2 separate regions of the Homo sapiens genome follow, and region 2 is linked to region 1. A link is a loop called in an ENCODE intact Hi-C map of the cell type or tissue named here. Cell type or tissue: HepG2. All regions are shown on one strand. Links, peaks and the distances in the headings refer to the core of each region. The heading gives the core; the rest is flanking DNA.

Region 1 (8,412 bases), core at 331-8,330:
AGAAGTTCTCAAAACCAGAAGATCCTGGAAAATGTTAGCTGCTATTGGAGTGGTTCTATGTGTGGCTCTGTTTTGTCTGTTCAAACTACTTTTGTATGATAGAAGTGTAATTCTAAAGCACCCACTTTCCAAATTAAATGAAGGAACAGGGGGAATGAAGCACTGGAGAGACTCATCCAGAGGCCTTGAAAGCAGGCGGAGCCAACAACCTGAGCTGGAAAGGTCTAGAAAATGTGTATGCGTGTCCCTGTGTGTGTATGTGTGTGTGCGTGTGTGCCTGTGTATGAGTGGGAGACAGGGAGAATACTCTGCAGAGCTTGACAAGCAGGCAGATCCACCCTACCCTTTGGGTTCTGACTGTGGATCTGGGGCAGGACTCAGTAATCTGCATGTGCACCCCTGCCAGACACCCTGAAAGATTCTGATGCAGGTAAAACCCTTCTAGAGGTACAGCAGAAAGGGGAAAACGTGTTTACTTCTCTCCACCAACTAAAGGAAAAACTGCTTTTTCCCTCCACTATCCCAATACTTCCGACCACTAAATGTGCAAGGGATTTTCAAACCAAGCAATTCTCCAGTTCTTGGTGCACAATAACTAGGTGCTCTATAATCCATTCGATTCTGATACTGTCTACCTGGAGTTAGCACAGATGCCATGGATTGAGATCTGTGTTTAGACCCAGGGTAGGCCCATCATTGCCTTCCGGCATGTGGACTGTGAACTAGAGGCATCCTTGAAACTGGAAACAAGGGCCTTGTGGGGCAAAGGCCTTCTGACCTGGGCAAAGGCATAGTCTGCTGGGAGCAGCAGGAGAGATGGGACAGATAGGGCATCATTGCCAGCAAGATGCCTCCTGCTCCCAGAACTAGATGTCTTCAGGAGAGGCAAGATCCAGACACAGGTTTAGAACAAAAGGTGATGAACTGGAACCAGCCTTAATGATTGATGGGAGAAGGTGCTACATTCAAAATGAATGAGGAGCCCACAGAGGATGTTTGTGAGTTTCATCTCCTGCTCCCGAATTCAGCCCCTAGATCTTCCTTTGCAGCCATCTTTCCCTTTACTCTCAGTCCATGTAGCTCAATGGGGGCTGACCCACTCGCCTTGCTCCTAAGGTAGATATGTGACCCGGCCTGGCCAATGAATAGATCCATTCCCCTGGCTGCTGTGATTGGTGCAGGGATGTTCAGTTGACCCAAGTCAAAAAAAAGGGACATTGGCTGGAACTACTGGGAAAGCTGGATCTCATCCCACTGTGGTTGGCAAGCCTGGAGTTGCTGGGGCCACCCTTGCCTCTATATTGAGAGAGCCTCTCTAAGAGTGAAGCTTGCACAGGGGAATGTGGAGCCTAGAGATGGAGAAAGCTAATACTTGAGCACCAAGACCCAATTATGCCTGAAGCTACTACTATCCCTGGACTTTCAATTGCATGAGCCAACAAAGTTCCTTTTTCATTTAAGCCAGTTTGAATTGTGTTTTTGACATTCACTATGGAAACAACCCTAACTAATAAGAAGCCAAAAGGAGAAGGAAAGATGAAGATTAGTTCTTTTTTTCTTTTTTTTTTGAGATGGAGTTTCGCTCTTGTTGCTCAGGCTGGAGTGCAATGGCGCAACCTTGGCTCACTGAAACCTCTGCCTCCCAGGTTCAAGGGATTCTCCTGCCTCAGCCTCCTGAGTAGCTGGTATTACAGGCATGTGCCACCACACCCAGCTAATTTTGTATTTTTTTTTTTTTTTTTAGTAGAGACCAGGTTTCTCCATGTTGGTCAGGCTGCTCTTGAACTCCTGACCTCAGGTGATCCATCCGCCTTGGCCTCCCAAAGTGCTGGGATTACAGGCGTGAGCCACCAAGCCCAGCCAAAGGTTAATTCTTTCCAAGTCTTTTTGCTCTCATAAAGCGTTTATTTAATTAATGAGGCCTTACATTACTTTATCGGAAAAGAATACTTATTTTCCTCAATTGTATCATGTCCCCAAAACATGCAGTTTCCTAGAAAATGTGACCCACATTGGAAAGAATGAAAATCTTTACTACCACTAAGGTTGACGACTATTTCATGAAGGACTATGCAAGAACCACCCACCAGCCTACTCCCCACCTTATCCCAATCCATCTTCCACAGACCCACCAGCATGAATCGTGGCACATTTTTGCTTAAAATCCTCCAAGGGCTTCCCATCACACCAAGAATGAAGTCAGAGCCCTTTATCCAGCCCTGTGTGGCCTGACCCTTCTCCAGCCTCATCTCATGCCAGTCTCCACCCATGCAACATGGGCCTCTCTGTCATTTCCTTGAAGATGCCAAGCTTGATTCTGCCCCAGGGACTTTTCACATGCTGCTCCTACTGCCGGGAATGCTTTCCCTACTCCACTCACCCTCAGGTCCCAGTCTAAAGTCCTGTTCTTACAGATGCTTTTCCTACCATCTTCTTCCCATCTGAAGGTCCCTGCCTCAATACCCTTTGTAGCATCCTGGTTATTTTCTTCACACAGTTTATAATCATATATTCACTAATGGGTTTGCTTATTGTCCATTAACTTCATGACGGGAGGGATTTGGCCGTTGGTGATGCTACTCAGAGTGTGGTCAAGGGACCAGCAACATCAGCATCACCCAAGAGCCTGTTAGAAACCAGAGGTCTTGCCCCAGGCCACTGACTGGCAATCCTCAGTGACTAATGTGCACGGTGAAGTTTGCAAACTTCAACTTCTAAGGGTCCTTCCTCTGCTCTAAGACACCTTCTGCCCTCATCCTTCCCCACCGTGAAAGGAGTCAGAACTGCTGGCTTCTGTGCATCTCTTTCCATTCTCCTTCCTTTCCCCTGGGAAGCATTAATATTAACCAGTAGGGCCAAGAAACACAGAGGATGCCATGAAATTTCCTCAAAGAGCTGGGGGCCCTAGAGGGCTTACATGAGAGCCCTGAGACAGGCGTGCAGCCCATGAATGAGCCCCTTAGGCTCGGACACACAAGAGGCCAATTTGTTGGCACCTGCTGTGCCTGGAAGCCAGGCTGGAATGTCATGAGGCAGGGCCTGGCAGCAGTTCAGAGAGTGCAGCCTTCCTCCCGGGCTCCTGTTCTCAGGCTCACACAAACCCAGGAAGGGCAGAGACAGGGAATGTTTGCACAGCAGATAGACTTTCTCTACTCCTCCCTCTGCCCAGCCAGAGTGGAGTCGAAAGAGCACGCTTGATTTTAGTTCAAGTTTGGGCCAGAGTCCTTCTTTGATCTGAGAGGCTTGTCTTTTCCTGGGTTATTTATTTGTAGAAACCACTCTGGTTTCCTACTACTTCAAATACACCTACAGGAAGCCACTGGCAGGTGGGGTTCTAACGCATAGGCCTGTTTTACTGCCCTGGGTGCCACCGGCTCATTGTGATGGGATCAGTTACCTGGATCCCTGCACGCAGGTGAAATTTACAGCCCTGGGCTATAGAACAAAAGGCCCTGTTCTGTGGAAGAAAATGGGTTCTGATAAAGCTAGCTGGGAGGAGAGGCCAGAAACAGGGAGTCCTAGGTTCTAGTCCTGGGAGACCTTGGCAGACCTTCCCTGGGCCTCAGTATTCTCTCTCTAAAGTGAGACCCAGGAAAATGCATATTTTAGTGCTTACCCAGGGCCAGGGAGCTGTGACAGAGATATGTAAGGATGACAGTTCCTGACTGCATAATCTCAGCTTGCAATCCTGAGCTCCGGGACCCCTAACTCACCACTAGGGGACCCCAGGATTCCACATAATCGCTTTCCCCTCCAACCCAACATTTTGCTATGAAAATTTTCAAACACACAGCCAAGTTGAAAGAATCTCACAGTGAACACTAATACAGTGCAACCTAGATGCTACCAGTAACATTTTGCTGTGTTATTGCACATCCATCTATCCATCCAGAAATCAATCTCAGTCTTTGGATGCATTTCACAGTAAAGTGAAGACACCACCGTCCACATTTCCCCTTAAACACTTCAGCCTGCATATTATTAACTAGAGTTCCATATTCTTTTTTTCATCTTTTGAGGGAAATTTTACATGTAAATAAAACACACAAACCTAAAATGCACACTTGTTGAGTTTTGACAAATGCATATGTCTCTGAAACCCAGATCCCCAGGAATGTCCAGAACATTATCATCACCCCAGAAAGTTCCCTCATCCCCTTCCCAGTCAATTCCAACAAGAGGCAACCACTCTTCTAAGTGAGAAATACCAGAAACATTCCATAGATTCACTTTGCCTCTGCTAGGACTTCATGTAAATGGAATGATCCAGTATGTAGACCTTTGTACAAGGTTTCTTTCACTCAGCATGTTTTTGGGATTCACCTACGTTGCTGTGTGTATCAGTAGATAATTTCCTAGAATGGCAAAGAAATATCCAATTGCATTAATATGCTCTACTACACAACTGCCTTACTATGACTGCTTCAGGGAACTCCAATAAAATGGGATTTGGGAGCAAAAAGAAGGCACGGGCTGGGTGCGGTGGCTCACACCTGTAATCCCAGCACTTTCAGAGGCTGAGGCAGGCAGATCTCTTGAGGACAGGAGTTCGAGACTAGCCTGGCCAACATGGCAAAACCCCGTCTCTACTAAAAACGCAAAAATTAGCCAAGTGTGGTGGCATATGCCTATGGTCCCAGCTACTTGGGAGGCCGAGACAGGAGCTGAACCCAGGAGGCAGGAGCTTGAACCCAGGAGGCAGAAGTTGCAGTAAGCCGAGATCGTGCCACTGCACTCCAGCCTGGGAACAGTGAGATTCCATCTCAAAAAAGAAAAAAAAGAAAAAGAAAAAAAAAAAGAAGGCACAACTTTGCTACCAAAATGCAGTGAGAACGAGCTGTGTTTGCCACTGTCCTTCTCCAACCCAACAAGATGCTTTGGAGGCAGGTGTCCTCGGCTCAGTTCCCAGTTCCACCACTCATCTGCTGTGTGCAAGTTCTGGTACCTCCCTGTTCTGCAGCTTCTTCATCTGAAAGATGCTGGTGACAACAGGACCTTCCTCAAACAGCAGTTTTGAGGAAGAGTGAGGTAAGCATGTGTTCCATAAATGTTACTATATGTTGGTGAGGAGGAGCTTTGACTTTTATTTTTATTTATTTATTTTTTGAGATGGTGTCTCACTCTGTCTCAAAGAGCTTCAGTGCAGTGGCATGATCACATCTCACTGCAGCCTCAAACCCCTGTACTCAAGCGATCCTTCCATCTCAGCCACCTGAGTGGCTAGGACTACAGGCACACACCACCATGCCGAGCTAATTTTTTAATTTGTTTATTCTCACTATGTCCTGTTGCCCAGGCTGGTCTTGAACTCCTGGACTGAAGTGATCCTCCTGCCTCGGCCTCCCAAAGGGCTGGGATTCAGGCATGAGCCACCATAGACATAGTTTGACCCCTGCATGTGCCACTTAGTGGCTCTCCAGGTCTGGGAAATTTCTGTGGGTTTTTTTAAAATAGGTATGGCTTCATTATATTTTACAACATTATCTCGTGGATTTATTTTTCCTCTTCCTGGTTTTCTCCTTTCCCTCCCCAGGACTTCCCTTTGCATTTTTAGGCTAAGATTCCTGTCTAGCTTATAAGGCTATTAAGTATCTTCTGCCTAATTGAGGTTTCGAGAGGATTCAAAGAGATAACATATACAAAATGCTTAGGAAAGCACCCGGTTTGCAGTTAACTCTCTTACATAAAAGTTGTTTTCCATTGTTAGCTGTGTTCTTCAAAAGGGCAGAGCAGAGACTGATTTGCTGAAAACAAATGTGGATGCTCAAGAAATACTTTTGAAAGAGTCTTGCCCTGAGAAGTCAGGACACCAGGCTCACAGGTCAGCCTTGCGTTCCCTGCCCTACAGATGCTGTTAAAAATGGAATTCAAGGGAGCAACTGCAAATTGCCTGAAGCATCTCCTGGGCCTTCAGCCTGGTCTCCCAGGAGCTGCAGCCCACGCTTGGTTTATAGCCAGGAGAAGTTGCCAGGCAGGGAGAAGAGCCCCCGCCTCAGGCTCTGGCTACATTTGCAGAGCTGAGCTGTGGCCCAGGATGCTGGCCTAGGTTCAGCTCTAGTCGGCCGTGTTGCCTAAGATCTTCCAGAGGCTTCAGTTGGAAAAAGTTATTCCTTGATTTTCTCCATAAAATGAGAGAAAGTGGTCCTGGCAGAGAGAGGAGGTAGCACTGTCATCTCAGGGCAGGCCTCGCTGGCTCACTGAGGGCCTGCAGAGGCCCAGGGGACAGTGCCTGGTTGGAATCTGAACACAGATCTCTCTGACTCCAGCTTGTTCCTGCCTCTGTCAGTTTGCTTCTGGGTATTACATTTGGAAGTTGTGCTTCCAGCACCTGGGTCCAAGGAATAACCTTAAAAACCATCAAGACCATGACTTGCCCCAAGGTCCCATAACAAAGGTTCAAAGCAAGGTCTCAATTCAACTCAATGCTCGTGCATCACATATTAGGTTGAACAATACAAAATCGTCCATGTCTTGATCTATAAAAGTGTCTGTTCTATGCCATTCAACCTATATGTTTATTCAGCCCTTCTTATGTATACACCATTGTCCTTAAGTCTGGGAAGTGGGGTTGTGGGAGCAGAGAGATGAGAAAACAATGCTCGCCCTTAGAGCTTTGTTCTAGAGCCCTTGGAATCTAATCTCTCTGTTTTGATCTTCTCTCTCAAGTAGTCCTACCTCTTACTATGAGATCCATGCCATTTGAATTGGGTCAATTCCCTTCTTAGGGCTTCAAAGACCACCATATTGTAGGGCTTCCCAAATCTCTGCCTTGAGCCAGGGTCTCCACTTTGTTCCAGAGCCCTCTCTGTGATCTGCCCTTTCACAAAATGGACCTCCTAGAGTCACGCTTGTTCAGCAAGATTTCTGACTCCCAGACGAAACAGACTGGACCAGAGGCACAAAGGACCAAAGCTGGGCTGATTATTTTTCTCCTGGTTCCAGTCCCTTCTTGCGGCCTGGCTTTATTCCTGCCTTTGAAGCTAGGAGACACTCCCTATGTCCTTATCATAAATCCAAACCCCATGCTTTTCCCCCCTTTCCATTTGACTAAATGTAGCTCAACTTGGTTTCTCTTACTTGCAACCAAAAGTCTTAGTTCTTCAGCCCATACATGAGTGATCTGACTTTTTTCTCCCAGGGTCTTAAATGGGCATTGGAACTCTCAGCCACAACAAACACTTTTCTGCATAGATTTCTACCCTATTCTCAATGTCTCTCCTGTGCTAACAGTACCATCTCTGGTGGCCAGGACTTTGTAAGAACAGAGGAAGTCATTCTCCTGACTCACCTGGTATCCCAGGGCTGGACAGGAGTGAGCTGTGCAGGCTTGAAGGACTCATGATGATGGTACATGTGGGTGTGGGCCACCGGGACATTTTGCCCCTCAGCTATTCAGGCGCCTATTGGGAGCTACTTTCCTGTATTTACCATTCAATCCATGTTGGAACAAAGACAAGCTGAAAATCAAATAAACGCCTTCCAGACACTTAACGCTGCACACACTTGATCTTCCTCCTCCTTCAGGACTGAAAATGAGATAAGCACCACCTTACCTGGCTGTTCTCCAGGGTCCTGGCATAAAAGAGGAAAAGGGAGGGGGTGAGACTATCTCTCAAAGTATGTTGGGACATGAAAGCAGAGGCATAAACCCTTCTTTGAATGGGAAGAAATGATATATATATATATTTTAAACCACATTTCAGTATGAAAGAAGATGATGGCAGAGGAAATGTCAGTAAGCTGAGTCAGAATGTTTCCGATGCCATAAAAGCAAATGCTGTCTTCGATACGCAACTATTAAAAGTAACAGCAAAAATGCAATTACTTTTGCACCAACCTAGAATAATATTGTTGCTCCTACTGGTTAGTAATCGTACCTCTCCACTTAAAAAAAAAACACACACACACATTGGAAGTAGCCATGGAATCCAAAAAGGTTCTGATTCTGATGTAAATGTTACACTTCAAGGGCCTTCTGTGTGCCAGGTATCAGGCTATCTGCTTACTACATGGTTTAACTCCCACCACATCTCAGAGGTTAAGTGATTTGTCCAAATTCACATAATCAGCAAGTGGTACTTCTGTTCCAGGGTCCCAGTTATCAGAATTTCAAGCCACTGCATTTTCTCACTACTCTGCTGTTCCAAGGAACAAACAGTTCCATCAGAAGACAGCAGTGAACTCTCAATCAAGCACTCCTTCCTGCCCTGCAAAGTTTGCCTCCTCTCACTCTTGCTCGTGAACTCAACCTGTCCCCCTTGAAGTTCTACCCACAGTCTTCTACTTCCTCATCATCTCTTCAGTGCAGGAGGACCTCTCTATCCTGACATTCACGGTGGCCTCCTGATGGTCAGCCCATCTCCAGTCTCCTCCTCCTTCCAGTCCATCGCCTACACTGCTGCCAGGATAGTC
Region 2 (8,412 bases), core at 109-8,108, 50 kb after region 1:
ACCATGCTTCCTATCCACAGGACTGTGAACTAACAACTTGGTGTTGTTTTAAGTATGGCAATTTGTTATGTAGTACCATGAAATTAACCTATCAGTTTCATCCAGAACAATTCCATAAAAGGAAATTCACACTTTATAGAAACTGAATTGTTATATTTTCTTCTAGTTGATTGAAGAAATATTTAATAGCAGCACTCCGTCTCAGATAGATTCAAATGCTGACTTCACAATATGAACATTTTCCCATATAAATAAACATTCTTTTGCAAGATTTTAAATAGCTACGTATGATTACATTATATGGAGACACAATAATTGACTCAACCTTTCCCCTACAGCTGGGCATTTGGGAGGTTTCCAATTATTCACTATTATAAACATCACTATAATAAAAATTATTGTAGAGGCATTCCTGTGCTCTTCCCTGATAAAGTCTTTAACATCAGGTGTCAGAAGTGAAATTGCTGGCTTTAATATAGTACCCATTTTTAAATCTTTCAATATAATTGATATTTTCACGGACATTATATGAAACTGTGCAAATCCCCACATCTGACCACAAGTAGGTAATGTAAGAAAAATCAATAACTTACTCTTGTTTCTTCATCCTCGAGCATTCATATTTATCATCTTGTCCCCAATCACTGGCATTTCTTTCTATTTCTCTGCAATTCTGGGACAGCATATGGTGTTGATCAATTAAATCACTGACAATTTTTAGCAAAGTCAGTTCTACTTTCTAATTTTTTCTGTTTCTGCTTTAAACCATCCTAGCCCATTGTTGGCTTCTTTACAGGTATTTTTTTTTTTTTGGCTTCCCCATATGTTATTTCGCTTGAACCTGTTATCTCTTATTTCATAGAATTGATTTTTTTTTTATTGTGGAGTGTTCAAAGCAGATGCTACCCAAACTACTTCTATTTCCTATAGCAATTTTTTCTGTTGTTTTTTTCTCTACCTTTCCATGCTATAGTTATTTCCTTCTTTTCTGTTCCATAACATTTTCATGGGCCTAAGTTTTGTTTGTTGTTTTTCATATAATTTATTCATCTGTGATGATGCCACTGTATCCTGGCTTGTTATTTTTCACAGGTGTGGTACAGGTAGATGCTCTGAATCTCATAGGTCAGCTCTATGGGTGCTGCTAGAACCCTGCCTGCCCACCTGAAGTTAGGATGGAGGGTGGTTGATGCCAGTTTATATTCCCAGCTCAAGAATGCAGCTGCCTAAGTGGGGGCAGTGGGGGGCAGATGCGCTGTATGTAATACCTTCCATTTACAGCTGTGAGGGTCTCAGCAGTGGAAGGCTGCAGGTGGGCCATCCCCAGCATCAGGTCTGCCTCCTTGTCAGTCAGCGTCTATGCACCACTCACCATTCCTAACATGCCGGATACTGAACAGGCCATGGTGATCTTGGATGACTTAGTTCTCCCTATTGAGCCTTAGCTTCATCTATAAAGAGAAAAATACCTAGCCTAGTCTCCTGACTTCAAAGGGTTACTAAGAGTGACACAAGTGTCAAAGAGTTTTATAAACTGCCCACAAATCCTGGGTTAAGTATTATATTCAGAATGAAGCTTGGCAAGGGGCTGCAATGGGTAGAGAGAGGAGACACAGAGAGGGAAGATCAAGTGGACGCTGTCAGCAGGAGCCTGCGGACAAGTGCTCCCTGTCCAGGAGCACACAGGTGCTCCCTGACACATGCTCTCTACAGAGCACACAGGTGCCTACGAACACCAGGACACAATCTCAGCAACCTATAAACTACCCCTACTACAAACAGATCTTTGTAAATGTCAATGCAATGGCAGAGCACTGACAGAAATATTGAAATGGAAAGAAAAGGTTTTAAATGAAGGCCACTGTGCTGGCTGCTAACCTTTTGATGACTCAATGTTTTTAAGACAGCCTTTAGCTATGATGTCTTACTGTCCCTCAACAGTTGATCCAGTGGCTCCCACTGACTACAGTACCATGCACACTCTTGTTCTGGCCTCCAAGGCCTCCAAAATTTGGATCCAATCTGTCTTTCCAGACTTATCCTCCCTCTAATTCTTACAAATATCCTCTCCTCAGGCCAGGTGTGGTGGCTCATGTCTGTAATCCCAACACTTTGGGAGGCCAAGGCAGGAGGATCATTTGAGGCCAGTGGTTTGAGACCAGCCTGGACAGCATAGTGAAACTCTGTTTCTATACAAATTAATTAGCAGGCATAGTGGCATGCACCTGTAGTCCCAGCTACTTAGGAGGCTGAAGTAGGAGGATCACTTGAGCCCAGGAATTTGAGGCTGCAGTGAGCTATGATTGTGCCACTGCACTCTAGCCTTGGTGACAGAACGAGACCCTGTCTCAAAAAAAAAAAAAAAAAATCCTCTCTAGATACTTTGTCTCTACTCTTCCTTTAACCTCAAATGCCCCTTTCCCTACTGTCTACAATTTATTTCTCACCTATCCTACGTCTAGTCCCACCTTTTCTTTAAACCTGTTTTAAGAAAGCCCAGCCCACAATTTTAGTCTCTCACCCAAACTCATAATACTTTTTGTTTCTGACACTGATTTGACATTGATCACCGATTGACTTCCATGCACTATTTCTTGTGTTGCTTTGTGTTGTAAGCTGAGGCTCTTCTATCTTAAACGCAGCAGAACTTAGACATGCAGATGATTATCTCATCTAACACACCCTCTGGAGGAGCTAGGGACCTTAAAGCCTTCAGCACATCCTCAAGACTGTGCTTAAAAGTGGCAAATTTTTATCCGTCTTAGGATTTAATTCCCAGAAATAGACGGAGGTCATTTGAAAAGAAAACTGGAAAGTGAGCAGATGATCAAACAGGATAACGCTATGCATAAAGTGTGGCATAACTCCAAAGGTTAGAGATTATTTTTCTTCTGGAGCTTATAATCTAGTTCAGAAAGCAATTTCAAAGAGCTTTTCAAACTCTCTCAATCAGCTGTCCAGGGGAGCAATTATACTTAATTTTACCATGACCCTTTCCCCATCCCCTCTGCTAGGTATGTAAAACAGGTGGGATTTCACACATATTTAGTGAATAAATGATCAAATGGACAAATTCATCCCCATTTCCTCTTTCCTGGTTCCTGGAAGAAAATTATTCTCTTGGGTCATCCCATATTGCAAGGAGACCTTTTTCTTCTATGAGCGCTCACCATGAGCTTCTCTCCAGAATATTTTTCAGAACTGGGGTCCAAAGACTCCTATGGACATAGTCTCAAGGGCTCTGTCATACAAGCCTTTCTTCTAGATCAACTGGATAAGCCCTTGTAATGAAGTGCTGCACACAATTTCAACGCCATCTGCATTAGTGAATACCTTGGACCAAGTCAAGGTCAAACAATACCTAGGCACCTCGAAAGTTTTCACAGTAATTAGAATTAAGTGGTAGAAGAACTGAGTCATCACATGACATACGTTGGTATGGGCATGCCAGCCTCCCCAATAAAATGTGTTATAAGATATTCTGGTTGCTCACAAACGCATTTTACATACCTTGTCTTTGCCCTCACCAGCTTTCAGTTATTCATTACCAGTACATAAATACAGAGTGTAGAATATTCCATTAACCAGCAATTGAAATTTCTTTTAGTGTAAGGTATTGGGAGATTTCCTTTTAAAGCAACCAGCTTAATAAAATAATAAATTCATGTCCCAATGAGTTCAGTGTTAAAAAGTGGGAAAAAGTGACACAGGATGACTCAAACAATGGTCCTTTATACACAAAATTAAATAAGCTGAGACCAAAACAAGTGAAATGCAAAATGGAGAGATAAAACTTTTTCCTGTGAAGCCCAACATTGGTAGATTTGGCATATCAAGTTTATGTAAGCAATTTAAATTTGATTCATGTTAGAGTTTTGTTTGCATATCATTTGTAAATTTGTTTTAGATTTATAGATGTGTAAGAACTATAAGCTGAGGAATTTATACCTAGTTTTATGTTTGTATATATTTAAATAACATAATAATAAAGTTAATTAATTCAACAGTAGACATCCTTGGGAATGTTTTCCCTTAAAAAGAGTCTGTATCTTACTCAGGTAAGAACAACACTACTCCTGAGCTTCCTAACCACACGGTAACCACCAAAGGGAAGGCAGGCAGCTGGCTGGCAAATGCGTTTTTTAAACACCTAACTTAGTGCTGGGCAAGCACCCCAGCACGGGAACCGCCTGGCTCAGTAGGCAATTTAAACCTGAAAAGAAGGTCTGCTTGTTTGCATGTCTGCTTTGTAAATATTGTCCCGGGCGGGCAGGAAGGGGCAGGTTTTCAAAACACTCATAATCATCTTCTTCTGTGTATTCCTTTTGCTTCGGACCTGACTCACAGAATGCAAACAGCCTTTAGCAGCCTTGTCAAATCATGAAGCAGTTTCTCCAGGGCTGATGTGATCTCTAAGCCAGCCACTGATTTTATCAGTGCACAAAGCTTGTTTTGGGGGCTGTTAAGGCATAAATCCGCCTCTCCTGCTTTCATGTGGTTGTGAGACCTGGTGGGAGGATAGGTGTTGATACAGGAATTGGGGCCCTCTCGTGCTAGCTAAATGCACAAAGGGGAAAACGTGCAGTTCCAGGGTGGCCATGGTAGTTCTCCGTGCAGCCATGTGACTTGCTCCCAGCTTTGGATCTTCTAGAAATTCAGGCCCGGCTACCTTCTACATGAGCGATGAATTAAAGCCTTTCCAAAACCTTATTGTTGCTTTTATTAAGCAACAACCAAAAGCCTTTCCTATGTGGCCCTTTTGCTTGTCCCCTAGTTCAAGTACTATGACAAGAACTCTGTCTCCCCTTATCATCAACCAGAGGAAAGACCTCGGTTTTATCATACAAAGAAGATGAGTTTGCTGTGACATTACAGACTTTCCCAGAGGTTTAGAGATTTTCACCTGTGAAGGAATCCCAGTCATTCATTAGGAAAGACGCACGTGCTTTCAGCAAGTTGAAATCCTGCATGGAAACCTCTCCTGGGACATCTGGAGCAGTAGGTGAGGCACCTGGCATCCTTGCCCAGATGTCAGAGCTGACAAGAGCCTAGAGCCAGTCCAGTCCAAGCTTCTTGTTTCTCAGGTAGAGGAACTGAAGTTCAGAAGAGTCAACCTTCCTCCGGTCACATGGCCACATGGTATTGAAGCTAAAAGTAAAACCTAGGCCTTCTGTCTCTTAGTCCAGAGCTCTTTCCACCAAACCACAATTATGTCTTCAAAATAAAGGAGACACTGTCTCCCATATTCTCTGACTATGCAGCCATATTATTTACAAAAAAGGCACTGAAAAGCCATTGTTTTCTTCTGCAAGATGCAAGTCACAGGGATCAGCCTATAGAGCTGAAAAGAGATCTTGGGGTCTGATATGGTTTGCCTGTGTCCCCACCCAAATCTCATCTTCAATTGTAGCTCTCATAATTCCGATGCATTGTGAAAGGGACCTGGTGGGAGGTAACTGAATCATGGGGGCAGGTCTTTCCGGTGCTGTTCTCTTGAAAGTGAATAAGTATCGCAAGATCTGATGGTTTTATAAAGGGGAGTTCCCCTGCACAAGCTCTCTTGCCTGCTGGCATGCAACATGTGCCTTTGCTTCTCCTTTGCCTTTCACCATCATTGTGAGGCCTCCCCAGCTGTGGAACTGTGAGTCCATTAAATCTCTTTTCTTTAGAAATTATCCAGTCTCGAGTTTGTCTTTATTAGCAGCATGAGAACAGAATAATACAGGGTCCATCTGATTTATATTCCAGATGGGATCATTGCAGTCCAAAGACAGCCATTTACCCACAACAGAAAATGAGTCAGAGGCAAAGTAGAGACCTGTGGGTCTGGAGCCCAAGACAGACTTGAGCTCAGACAGCAGATCTCTTCCACGCCACAGATTAGCTATGTGTCTGTAGAACCGTTGCTTAACCTCTCTCAGACCCTTTTTTTCTCAGCTAGATAATCTGGATGGTCTAGAACCAACTGCATGGAGCTGTTGGGAAGTCTAAAGGAGATAATGAATGCAAATACTCATCACGGTGTCTGGCCATCAGCATCATCATTGTCATCTTCACCACCTTGTCTTCCCGTCCAGGGAACTTTCCATTATAATATTTTGCTGCTTCTAAGATTCTTTTTCATTTTTTTTTTAATTCTAAAGTTAAACGTTTTGGGTTTGGCATTTCTTAATCCAGTGCCTAGAACTTTGGGTCAAAATTGAATTGAATACTTTCCACACATCTATCAGGAGAATAGCATTCCTGCCTAGTGATCTGATGACCATGGGAAGTCATCCATAGCTTTCTGAAATATACACTCTTGTTCTAGGGAGAAATGCTGTCCCAATAACCTCCTTGTATATGAGGGGACAGAATCCAGCCATCCTGTGGCCCCAAGGGAGGTTCTGTACAACTCTGCGGGAGTGGTCACCCATGATGTAAAGTCTGGTTTCTTTACACGAGGAAGTACAGAGTGGCAGGAGCAGTTCACAATTGAGCTGAGGAATCACTCTCTTCCTTAGGGCTCTGAGAAGCGTGAATGAAGAATAATGGTGTTTAGGAGCCCTCCAGAGCCCAACCATGCTGGCATCCTGAGCTTGGACTTCTAGCCTCCAGAACTGTGAGAAATATATTTCTGCTGTTAACAAGCCACCTAATCTGTGGAACTTTGTTATAGCAGCCCAAACTGACTAAGACAGTGTCTCTGACAAGAGATCCCAGTTCGTCCTCACCATTCCTTTACAAAACCAAGGGTATTCCTCCCATCATTGTACAAATGAGAAAACACAGGCCTGGAGAAGTTAAGTTGCTAGTCCAAGTTCATACAGCAAGCTAGTAGCAGAATCTTGAACCCAGGACCTCTAAGTCCAAAGCCATTGCTCTCCTGACCACATTCCAAGATAGGCATGTGAACATGTCAGAAGTCTTCCAGGAAATATATCCAACCAATAGATTTATTTCAGTCATTCAAACATACAGAGAAAAGCAGCAGGAACTGACCCAGAATTGCAGGAAAGTGATGTCACTGCTCTCGCCAGCCCACGCCCCATGGTCATTATTTTAAAAGCGATGAGACCATCCATTAGAGCTGGCGCTGGAGTCATGCCCCTGTCAACATCCGGGTGTGTGGGCAGGGCCTGAGCACATCCTCTGGAGGCTGCATTGCTGACACTGTGGGTAAGGGCTGGAGCCTCGGTGGGTGGGGCCTGCCCACGCCCAGCTGAAGGCAGAGGCAGAGCCATCAGGAAGGGCGAAAGGGATAACAGGGCTTTGGCCCCTGCCCAGCAGCCGTTGATGGCTTAAGCCAGGCTTCAGGACATGCAGCCATGATTCTGTACATATGTCCCTTTCCCGCCTTATGGTGTCTGCCTCCTGGGTACCTCCACTCTCAGGTGCCAGCCCTGTGCCTTGTTACTGCTCCTTGTTACTGTGCCTTGTTACTCAGAGATTAGAAAGCTGATTAATGCAAGCACCAGGCCATGTTGGCAGAATTAGGACTCAAAGAAACAATGCAATATGACCCCATGAGTACTTCCAAGTACAATAGTACAGTTGTCCCTTGGCATCTGCACATTAGTTCCAGGAACTCCCTCAGATACCACACTCTCCAGATGCTCAAGTCCCTAATATAAAAGAGTGTAGTATTTGCATATAACATACATACATCCTCCTGTATACTTTAAATCATCTCTAGATTACTTATAATACCTAATACAATGTAAATGCTTTGTCAATAGTTGTTATCCCGTATTATTATCCTGTAAGGACAAGAAAAATAGTCTGTACATGTTCAGTGCAGATGCAAACATATTTCAAATATTTTCAGTTTGCAATTGGTTGAATCTATAGGTATGGAACCCACAGTATGGAAGGCCAATTGTACTACAGAGTAAGTACCTCTATCAAAGGTGGGTGTGGTGGATTGATCACAAAAATCAATCAACCATTCCACTCATCCTTCTCTCCTCCCCTCAGATCCTTGTCTTTTGCAATGTAACTATGCAGCTTCTCCCATTAAAAGGTAGAGTCTAAATCTCCTCCCCTTGAACATGAACTGACCTGGCTTCAGCCAAAAGAAAGCAGCAGAAGTGCTGGTGTGCCATTGGGTTTTGAGATCCAGGCCTCCAGAGGCCATGCATGCTTTCCTTCTCTCTCACAGAACAGCATCAGTCACCTCGAGAACAAACCCAGGCTAGTCTACTGGGTGATGAGAGACGCATGGTCCAGTCACCCTCATCCACTGAATTGAGAGCTAGCCAATGCCAAACACATAAATGAGGCCATCCTAGACCAGCCAGCCTCCAGTTGTTCTGCCGATAGATACAAAACAGAGTTGAGATTAGCCAAGCCTGTCCGGATCAGCAGAACCAGCTGGTTGACCCACAGGACAATAATACACAGTTGTTTCAAGCCACTGCCTTGGGGGTGGTT

What was found. A loop is a pair of places that touch in the nucleus more often than their neighbours do. Peaks named below come from ENCODE experiments on the same cell type or tissue, not always from the same donor. Only the 100,000 strongest peaks of a DNase experiment are listed, where the experiment ranks them.
Region 2: it touches region 1 in a loop (9-fold over the local background); 6 of 110 quality-filtered maps call a loop at or near these places.

The regions. Positions count from the first base shown.
Region 1 is chr15:80,851,882-80,860,293 of GRCh38, reverse strand. All of the region lies in intron 1 of CEMIP (cell migration inducing hyaluronidase 1), which reads right to left. Among named protein-coding and RNA genes, the nearest start is that of MIR549A, 14 kb to the right of the region's middle. In HepG2, for the core only: a CTCF peak has its summit at 3,708 (motif pointing right); DNase peaks (open chromatin) are centred at 3,153 and 3,643.
Region 2 is chr15:80,801,187-80,809,598 of GRCh38, reverse strand. All of the region lies in intron 1 of CEMIP (cell migration inducing hyaluronidase 1), which reads right to left. Among named protein-coding and RNA genes, the nearest start is that of CEMIP, 26 kb to the right of the region's middle. In HepG2, for the core only: no CTCF peak of the experiment used is centred there; a DNase peak (open chromatin) is centred at 4,398.